2 separate regions of the Mus musculus genome follow, and region 1 is linked to region 2. The links are chromatin loops, found by intact Hi-C in ENCODE. Cell type or tissue: heart. All regions are shown on one strand. Links, peaks and the distances in the headings refer to the core of each region. The heading gives the core; the rest is flanking DNA.

Region 1 (5,382 bases), core at 80-5,079, 240 kb before region 2:
CAGTTTGTAGCAGGAGTGGGTGGGCTTATGGCTCTGTACAAGGAAAGGCCTGGGGGAAGAGGTGTGAGCAGTCTCTGGGGGGAAGGGGTAAGAAAAATGCTACACTGGTTTTCATCTGTCTTCACAGAAACCAGTCATCATTGCAAGCTGTCTGCGGAAGGAATATATAGGCAGAACGAAAAGGTGCTTTTCCAAAATGAAGAAAAAGATCGCCACGAGGAACATCTCCTTCTGTGTTAAAAAAGGTTGGCAACCACAGTTCAGCAGAGTTGCTGTGGGCTCTGAAGACTGGGTCTTTCTAAGAGGCATGCATGTCTGGGACAGGGATCATCTTTTGGTGAGTGCCGAGGCAGCTGGCTCACCATGGGGTTCAGGCCGTGCCTTCCAGCTGATAAACCTTGGTTTAAATAGAACAGTTTTTCTTTGCAAAGGAAGAGAGAGTTATGGCCTGTATCTTAAATCCTAGTGAAGGGGGTAAAAAGGATAGCATTGATTTTAAGTATTAAATATTTCAAATATTTATTTACTTTTTGATGTTGAGGACGAAACCCAGGGCCTTCTGCATGCTAGGCAAACATTCTCCCAATGAGCTCCATTCTAAGCCCTGGCATAGGGTGAAAGTAAATGGACTGATCGGGTTACAGTGGTGCGTCTCTTATTCTTAACAAATAATGGCTAGGCATAACAATTCATGCCTATAATGTCAAAACTGGGCAGGCTAAGCAAGAATATTATAATAAGTTCAAGGCCAGCCTGGGCTCCATCCATGCATTCCAGAGCATTCTGGACTACACAATAAGAACCTATCTCGAGTTATAATAACAGTGTTTGGTATGGAAGTTTCTGGTTAACTGGAGCAAGTGCTCTTCAGAATTCAAGCTCAGTCTCTTAACAACTTACCTTAAGCAAGTTATCTGCAGTTTTTAAGACTCAGATCTCTCTTCTATATGACAAAGTTAGTAGTAACATCAAGTGTGTGTGTGTGTGTGTGAGAGAGAGAGAGAGAGAGAGAGAGGGAGGGAGGGAGGGAGAGAGAGAGAGAGAGAGAGAGAGAGAGAGAGAGAGAGAGAGATTGAAACAATGTATATAGTACATTTTGTGTACTCTCCACAGGGAAAGCAAATTATATTTGGTTTTATTTTTTAAAGTTATTTGCCTGTTCTTGAGTATGCTTGTTTCTTTCAGGTGAAGTCCTAGGGCTCTTAGGACACAATGGAGCTGGCAAAAGTACAACAATTAGCATGATAACAGGAGACACAATACCAACCGCAGGTCAGGTCAGTAATACACGTAGGACGGGTTCCATAATATTAAATATATCCAACACTTTTCAGTGATTCCTCATGACAACCTAAACATACATTGTTAGCCCTTAATTGATTCTAGTGACATGCACTGAAGATGACTGGCTACATTTCTTTCTACTTCATTCAAAAAGATTTTTTTGAGAAAGGTTAAGGTTGTCAGCATAGTGCCCTTGAGTGAGTAGAGAATAGAGATATTAATGAAAATATTATATACATCACACACACACACACACACACACACACACACACCCATGCATACTTTCAGGGAAGAGAGCACTGATAAGTCTTCTAAGAGCTTGGTAAACTGAGTTGTCTCATCCAGCATTATACTAAAGATCACTGTTAAAATCCCACCAAGTCCTGCTAATGTGGTTACAGTCATGAAGCTCCATATTTAATCACAGTTCTCTGAATCCATGCTATAATTAAATACTACATGCCTCGTGTGTAGCGAGAAACCACGGGTGTCTTTGCAAAGAAGACAGCCAGACAAAATTTCTTGTCATAACTGAGACAAATCTTGGCCTGATGGTGAGATGATGTCTTCAGGGATGGAAGAGATGCTTCAGGCGCTACTGGAGATGCACTGAAGTTCTCAGTGTAGCACACTTCTGCTATGCAGGAGACCTAGAACTTACCAAGGTGACATACATTAGAGACAAAACAATTGTCCAGAGTGCAGGATACAAATTATAAAAATATATGAATTGCATCCTTGTAGACCAAATCAGATAAAATGATGATCAGAAACCAAACAGTTATGACTTCAGAGGAAAATGCTCTTGGTGTATGATCTGAGGTTTAGATCAGAGGGAAGGTTGATGAGAGATTGCTGTAGATGCTACTGATGGCTAAAGAGACTTCATAAATTGCCTTCTGTTTCCATTCTTACCTGATGCAGCTACTGGAGCAGTCCTTTGCAAATGCAAACAAAAGCCTGCCACTCTCCTGATTACAAACTCCTACCATAGAGGTCCAAACTCTATCATGGCTGCAGAGTTAGCATAAATGAGGGCTCTGCCAACTGCTGTTCTGTCTCTGTGCCTCTGGACTCAGCCTCTGGTCTCCTCGCTGTAGGGTGTGTGGGCTTGACATTCCCCCACCCTCCATAGATAGAGCCATCTCCAGGCGCCTGGCTATCTCCTTAATGTCACTCCTCAAAGGGCCTTGTATTGCCTGTACAATTTGCTTGATTAACTTACGTATTAGATGCATGTATTTTCACAAAGCATTGAGCAGAGAGCTGTAATAAGTTTATTTATGTTTCAATGTATTTATTTTCCGTTTTCTCTCTCTGTTGAAAGTTTGGTAAGGCAAAGCTAACTGCTTTTGTACCACAGAGAGATAATCACAAAGAATCAAGGTCAAGGGCTTTTCTAAAAGTTGATCCTGGTGTCAGGTCCCAAGCTTATCTTCTGTGACTCTTGTGCAAATTTCTTTCTTTTTTCTTTCTTTTGTGCGAATTTCTTAGCCCATGAATGCATTAGGTTCATATCTCTGTTTATTTGAAAATAATGTAATTTAAGTTATATGAAATGCTTAGGTTTCAGTACAGAGCATCACAGAGTAAACTTTAGCTGTTATAAATGGTACAGTACTGATCTCATCAAAATAATAGATATTATCATTTTCCTGGTCCTCGTGTAGTAGATGTATTGCTAAGGGAAATTTTCTTTGTTAGTCAGTTCAGGGCCACTCATCTTTTGAACCAATGGTGTTGCTGATTGAGTAAATGTGTGTATAGTAGGCTATTTAATAGCATCTCTGGCTTTTACCCACTAGATGCCAGTAGTACCCTTTCCACCACGGGCATGAATACCAATTTGACAAGCAAATATTAGCATCTTCGGATAGTGTGAGATGTACCCTGAGGGGAGAATTGCCCCCTCCCTGCTGAGAAACAGAACAGTTAACAAGTGTCCATTGTTCTGAGCGTCTGGGTCAATGAGAGAACTCATGTAATAAGCCACCAACTAAGCCATCTGAACTTGAACTGTGGTGGTAGATTTAGTCCTGAAGTTTAAACTACGTTACGGCATAATAATATGGAATGTTTGCCCTTTTAAATTACTGAGAGATTCGTCATTTCTCCAGAGATAAATAGTTATTTAACTCTTTAAGCACTTAATGGTTTTTGTGTGAACTTCATACATGAGCACTGCATGTACTTCATTCCTGTCCCTTCTCCTACCCCTCCAACTTCTTCATGTTCCACCCCCACTTCCCAAACCCATGATATCATCTTTAATCATCATTGATACGTGTATATGCACATGCACATACATAAATACATACACACACATATGTATCTTTCTCTATAAACACACACATAGAGTGTGCATATTATAGTATACACATAAGCTACTGAGTCTGTTTAGCATTGTTCATATAAACACGTGTCCAGATCACTTAGGGTTAGACAACCTGTGTAGTAGCTCATCCTTGGAAGAAACTGATTCTTCCTCTGTCAACAGCCATTGCCAAGCTGTAGCTCTTCATATGGAGTCTGAGACCATGTGGATTCCACCCCCCCCCCCAATTTGGCTTGGCATGTCAACTGATGTTGTCATTATGACATGGTCTTGTTCAAGCAGTCATAATTTTACTAATGCTCTTACTACCCGTGTGCCTGAAGAGAACATCATTAAGTGTCACTTACATGTGCATGCAGTTTTGGATAGAATCTGAGAAACACATATATATTGTCTGTGTAGGTGTTTTTGAAAGGGAGCGGTGGGGGTGCTGCCCTCGGATTCTTGGGGTACTGCCCTCAGGAGAACGTGCTGTGGCCCAACCTGACAGTGAAGGAACACCTGGAGTTGTATGCTGCTGTGAAGGGGCTGAAGAAAAAGGATGCTGTGGTCACCATCACACGGTATGTGGAGAAGCCGCACTTAATCCCTGCTCAGGACAGTGGTATCTTATTAATGTGCTCACACAGAATTAAAGAAGAGAGCTTCTAACTACTGTTCCCTTGCTTGTGGGACACTTAGTCATCCCGAATGGGTTCACTGCTGTTCTCTCTTACTTTAAGCCTGGAGAGAAAGGTTTACTGATCTTTCCTTCGTTCCTTCCTTCGTTCCTTCCTTCTTTCTTTCTTTCCTTCCTTTCTTTCCTTCCTTCCTTCCTTTCTTTCTTTCTCGCTCTCCCTCCCTCCTTTCTTTCTTTCTTTCTTTCTTTCTTTCTTTCTTTCTTTCTTTCTTTCTTTCCTTCCTTCCTTCCTTCCTTCCTTCCTTCCTTCCTTCCTTCCTTCTTTCTTTCTTTCTTTCTTTCTCTCTCTCTCTCTGTCCCTCTCTCTCTCTCTCCCTCCCTCCCTCCCTCCCTCCCTTCTTTCTCTCTCTCTCTCTCCCTCCCTCCCTCCCTCTTTCCCTTCCTTCCTTCCTTCCTTTTATTCTTTTTTAGAAGAAAATATCTATTGGGCTTATTACCAGAAAGACCAGTCCATTGTGGTGGGGAAACATGGAAAATAATAGTGGAAATAAGAGTGTGTTGACCAAAGAGAGCTATAAAATATCAGTATTAGCCAGTTTTGTGTTATTGTAATGAAACTCAGTAGTCTGAATACATTTGAAGAAAAGAGATTTATTTATTGAACCCACTTTATATTTGTTTTGTTTTTGTTGTTGTTGTTGTTATTGTTACTGTTTTTGAGACAGGATTTCTCTGTGAATCCTTGGCTGTCCTGGAATTCACACTGTAGAACAAGCTGGCCTTTGACTCACAAAGATCTGCCTGACTCTGTTTACCAGTGCTTGTATTAAAAGCTTGTGCCACAACCACTGTCCTGCTATTTAATTCAGTTTTGAAGACGAAAGTTCAAGATGTCAGCTTTTGCTTTAGCCTCTAATGAAGGCCAAAGAACAACGGTATCAGTGCAGGGTTGTGTGTGAGTGAGAGAGATGATATGACCAGACAAAAAGCCAGAGAAATGAGGACTGTATAATCCAAGCCATAGCCTTGTGGATCTAGAGTGGTGGTTCTCATCCTTCCTAATACAAGTTCATCATGTCGTGGGGACCTCCCAACCATAAAATTATTTTGTTGCTACTTCATAACTGTAATTTTGCTGCTGTTA
Region 2 (5,382 bases), core at 223-5,222:
CATTGGATCCCATTACAGATGGTTGTGAGCCGCCATGTGGTTGCTGGGAATTGAACTCAGGATCTCTGGAAGAGCAGTCACTGCTCTTAACCCCTGAGCCATCTCAGCCTCATTATTTTTTAGTTTTAAAAGCCTACAGGACAATTTTATTAGTATGTAAAACAAAACCACCTAGAACAGGCTCTAAATCTTCAGCTATAAATCTTAGCAACTGCCCGGAGGAGAAAAAGAGAGAAGGGGATGGGGGGGGGGGGAGCTATGCCATTCAAGCTGGCCTGGGGGGTCAGCCCCAGGGTGGACAAGCAGCCCCTTGACGGAAGATAAAGAGGTTAGAAGAGAAAGGAGGAGTCTTTAGGAGAGAAGTGAGCAAAGTGTTAGGGAAGCCCCAGGTGTCAAAGAAAGCATGCTTGCAAAAAGAGGAAGAAGAAAAGGGGAACTCGGGCTTTTCCGTGTACTTCACAAAATCAAGTAGATCTTCAGATCTACATAGATGCAGTTCAATAAAGTTCCTGGGCTAAGGTCAGGGATTCAAAGAAGAAGAGGTACAGTAACTCATTAGAGGATTAATTATTCTGCCTACTTCCTTAGCCTGGATTAAGGATGCCTGCCTGCCTGTGCTGCCCCTCTTCCTAGAGGTGGTCTCTTGAATAGGTGATTGGTCCCATCCAACCAGCATGGTAGGTCTCCAGCCAGGCCAGAGACTGCAGTCTCCTGACCAGAGGAGATTTTCTCTCAGCAGGCCTTTACCGCTATCCTAATATTGACCCTGTGAAGGTGTTAACACTAAAATCACTTGGGAATCAGAGCAGAGCCTCCCAAATACTTGTGTCATCTTTGGCTTCCACCATCTTTGGCTTCCACCAAGGCTGCCAAGAGGCATGAATGAGACCATTTGGGGCTTTTAGCCAGGAGAGAAGCTGGTTTCTTAATCAGCCTAACATGTAGTTTGTTTGTTACCAGTGATGGCAGAACTGGTTTTTGTTGGTGTTGTTTTGTTTGTTCGGTTGGTTGGTTGGTTGGTTGGTTGGTTGGTTGCTTGGTTGCTTGCTTGGTTGCTTGGTTGGTTGGTTGCTTGGTTTTAACAGAACACGGTGCTTTTCATGAGCAGACCCCTTCTTTGTTTCTCACAATTATCTTGTGTAGGAGGAATGAAGGTCTGATTATTCCCATCGGTAGACTGGCTATGTTATCAACTGAACAGCTGCGCCATTCAGGGAACTGGATGAGGCCCCAGGGAAATGATAACAACAAAGTAACTCTGGCCCTCACAGAGTCTAATGGGGAAGGCAGATGTCCAGTGAGTTACAGAAGATTACAACACCGTACAATGAGGCCTACAGACTAGGAAAACAGGACTCCATGGGGGTTAGTGATTTACAAGGGGCAGTAAGGTAGATGATTGACAGCTATAGTTGCATTTGTGCATTCGTATGCACTCATGTACACTTGTACATATGGAGGCCAGAGGTCAATGCCAAGTGTCTCCCTCAGCCACTCTCCACCTTAATGTTCAAGGCAGGGTCTCTCACCAATTCTCCTACATTGGTTGGACTATGGATTCCAGGGATATCTGCCTTGTCTTTGTCTCCCCGGAACTAGGATCACAGCCACAGAGCCTGGCTTCTTGTCTGGGTTGTGGAGATCAAAATCAGATCCTCATGATTCTGAGGCGAGTATTTTACCCATTGAACCATGTCCCCGGGCCTCATCTCTCTAGAGGACAGTTAGAAAGATAGGGCTAGTGATAGGCACGATCTTAGTATGTGATACCTGGAGGGTTCTCGTGAATCAGAAGGTAGAGAGCTTAGACACATTGCTGAGCAGCCGTGGGAGAATGAGCTAGGTGCCTCAGTGAGGTAGATGTACCCAGTGAGGGCTCTGGTGGCCCTTTGTCACACAGAGATGCATGAATAGCAGAGTTGAAGGCATGAACTTCGGGTTAGACCCTTCATGGCAAGCCTCTGGTGACGACCATCACCGATTACTCTTTATGTGCCGAGTTTTCTGATGGCAGGCGACTTAATCTCTCTGAGCACCAAGTCCCTCATTCTCACACAAGGAAACAATAGTACCCTCCTCAGATGCTGGCTGTGGAATTCAGGAGAGGGAGTTATGCAATCTGGTTTGCTTATTGTGTGACCCACAACGTACCCCATCCCTTAGAGGAATGTTGGTTTTCAATGAGGAAGTGTGTACGTACCACATTCGTGAAGTATTATCATTATCAGTACAGCGGAAGAGGCTAGCCCCCTCTCCCCCCCCACCCCGTCTTTCCGAGGCTACCCCGCCCCCCAGAGCCGCACGGAAATGGGATGGCTGTGGTGAGGTTCGGACAGATGTTGTTTCTTGCTGTGGCCAGGGAGATAATGAGAACGACTTCCGTGCCGGGAGAAGGCTTGGACCAAATGTTCTCAAGAGTCCCATCCAACTCTTAAATTCCATGAGAGTAAGAAAAACCAAATGGTTGGATTGTAGCAGTCAGGAAGCTTCTGTCCCTCTGGGGCAGCAGGAAAAGGTCACAGAGCTCCGGCCATGAAATCGGTTCTTTCTAGAGCGCGCTCCTCCTCCCAGCCCCAACCCAGCTTCTTATTTACAGCCACAGAGGAGTCCTTTGTTCATGTACCCTTCCCTATAGGAATCTGGGAACATGTTCTAAAATTCCAGAATGTGCAAAGATTGGGGGGGGGCTTGCCTTATTTGTATCATTCCCCCAAAAAACCTTTTCATAGAAATACTCCCCACCAAGGAATGCAAAGAATTATCATGATATTTAGGATATTAGGATATATAATAAGCATTTTAAAACTGTGTTTTGTAATACTTGGTTCTGTGAGACCCTAGTGCGGGGAAAAAAACCTTGTTTTGTGGAGATGCGTAAATTAGTTTTCAGATTGCGCCATCTTCTGGTCGAATCTGGAAAATATTCTGATGGATTTCTTTCTTTTTTTTATTTTTATTTTTTTTTTTTTTTTGAGACAGGGTTTCTCTGTGTAGACCTGGCTGTCCTGGAACTCACTCTGTAGACCAGGCTGATCTCGAACTCAGAATTCCGCCTGCCTCTGCCTCCCAAGTGCTGGGATTAAAGGTGTAAGTCACCACCGCCCGGCTCTGATGGGCTTCTTATTTTTAGCAGAGCTATGGCATGAATTTGCTCCTGATGAAGGTGGACCAAAAATGTGTCTCCCCAGTATTTGATCCTGGTTTCTTGGGAAGTAGCAGCTTGAACTGCATTCAGATCTAACCAGGGACGGTTCCCTTTAATAATCACTGTGTTTCTTCTGAAGAGCTTCTGCTGGTCTAGCTCAGATATAGGCTCAACCTCTAGGAAGAAGACTCTTGCAAAAGACCCTCAGCTGCCAATGTTACTGGACACATCAGTCATTTTCTTTTAATTGTCTGAACACACTTAAAATGACTCCTGTGACTTGGAGGCAGGGGACAGTGGGAGATGTGAGACCTGAGACCCAGGAACTGAAATCTCTAGTCTACTCATTATAAAGGCAGGTTGATCAAGAATATATGCAAATTGGAAGGTGGAGTGTGGAAAGATGGTGCCGTGGTTAAAAGCACTCGTTGCTCTAGCAGAGAACCTAAGTTCACTTCCTAGTACTCCTATGGTGACTTACAGCCGTCCCTAGTTCCAGATCAAGGGAGTCTAACATCCTCTTCTGACCTCCACAAGCCCCTAGCATTTGTGTAATTCACAGAGACACATAAATGGAAACACTCATACACATAAGATAAATCAACTTTAAGATTTTCAAAAGAACAAATGCAAACGATTCACTTTAGAAGAATTCTCTCATGTGACCTCTCAAGTTGTTGTGAGGTAACTCCGTCAGAGAACACACGGACTCTTAGAGCCAAATAGAAAGTCTTTATAGCCAGCTGGCTGCACAGAAAACATACCCAAGCCATTCAGCCGCAAGCCGTACCTTACCTGAGCCTCTCAGTACAAAACAAACAAACAACAAAACATATTCTGAGGTGACACACTTCCGTTAACAAGAACGGTTAGCAAGGAGCGGAACAACCGAAACTGAAAAGCAAGGTTAGCACATTGAGAGATTTCCCCGGCTGCATCCTGGAACTGTTGACTTAGCCTTTGTCTCTCGCTAGTTTCCAGGGCCTGAATGGGCTTCCAACATGGCGTCAGTTGTACTAAGTAAGGTCTGGGGCGGGTGGGTGTCTAAGGTCTAGAGGCCTGTTATAACGTTTAGAGTGCAGAAACCTTCTGTCTTATTTTCTGATAACCAAATACCTCTACAGCATGCAGGCTTATTTAAGCCCCAGCTCTGCAGTCTGGGAAGTCCAAGATCATAGCTATAGCACCTACCCAGCATCTAGTGAGGGTCTTCCTGTTACATCAGAGCATGGCCAAGGGCGTCACACAAGATCCTGGGCTAGCATTCCGCAGAGGGCTTAGCATAACAAAGTCGAATTTCTAAGACAGCCCAGAGGGTCAGCATCTCAGTGTTGCTGTGTCGGAAACCAAGTATCCAACTTGTGAAACCTGGGGACACATCCGCATTACACACGAACCAGCAGATGCCTTTGTGCATCCTCTTTTATCCCCTCAAAGAGAAGATGAATTGATTTCTTAACCTGTTTCTCTGATGCCCCTACACACACACACACACACACACACACACACCCTCCACAGTCCCATCCACCCCCCACCCCAAGCATAAATGCCTTTTGAGACACTCTGGCTGATGACCTGGCTCTCACTCACAGCTTAGACCAGACTGGCCTTGAACTCACAGAGAGCCAGGTAGAGATCAACCTACCACTACCACATGCTGGGATGAAAGGTGTTCCCCACAACACCTGTCCTTCAGCCTACTTCATAACCTAACTCAGTATCCAGGTAAGACAGAGGCAAAGCAGGACGGACCTAGGCTAATGATGCACATGAGTATGTGTTTCTTCCTCTACCCAAAGAATCCAGATGAACCTTCCGTTCCAGAAAGTTCCTCAACAAGACGGAGGAAGAAGGTGAATCCTCGTGTGCTCCTTGTACTTGTTGACATGGACTCTAAGAGGCACAGTCCCTTCCATACCCCAGGCTCTGGTATGCATTTTGAAATATCCTCTGTAACTCCTTGTCCTAAGACTGGCCCATACCCTAACTCTGTAACAGGAAGAGAAGAAAACAGCAAACAGCTAAGGACACTACAAACATTGCATCCGCTTCCAACAGAAGTTACTGTTGTCTATCCTACAATATTAAAAATGTCCGTGGAGAAAATGAGAACCAGGAGGCTCATCCACAGAGACCACTCTGCTCCGACCGTGGATTTTCAATCAGGAGTCCATGAGTCCAGGAATACACACACACCTCTTCAGGAATGCCTTAGTCATTTCTGCCATCCTAACAAG

The links. Peaks named below come from ENCODE experiments on the same cell type or tissue, not always from the same donor. Only the 100,000 strongest peaks of a DNase experiment are listed, where the experiment ranks them.
Region 1: it touches region 2 in a loop (4-fold over the local background); 15 of 42 quality-filtered maps call a loop at or near these places.

What each region holds. Positions count from the first base shown.
Region 1 is chr11:110,109,087-110,114,468 of GRCm38, reverse strand. Abca9 (ATP-binding cassette, sub-family A (ABC1), member 9) reads left to right here. Exons shown (of 39, transcript NM_147220.2): 30 at 128-245; 31 at 1,186-1,277; 32 at 4,022-4,182. Among named protein-coding and RNA genes, the nearest start is that of Abca8a, 16 kb to the right of the region's middle. In heart, for the core only: a CTCF peak has its summit at 3,100; no DNase peak of the experiment used is centred there.
Region 2 is chr11:109,871,069-109,876,450 of GRCm38, reverse strand. No RefSeq gene overlaps it. Among named protein-coding and RNA genes, the nearest start is that of 1700023C21Rik, 28 kb to the right of the region's middle. In heart, for the core only: a CTCF peak has its summit at 2,886 (motif pointing left); DNase peaks (open chromatin) are centred at 820, 1,230, 2,420, 3,090 and 1 weaker place; H3K27ac peaks cover 300 bases; H3K27me3 peaks cover 262 bases.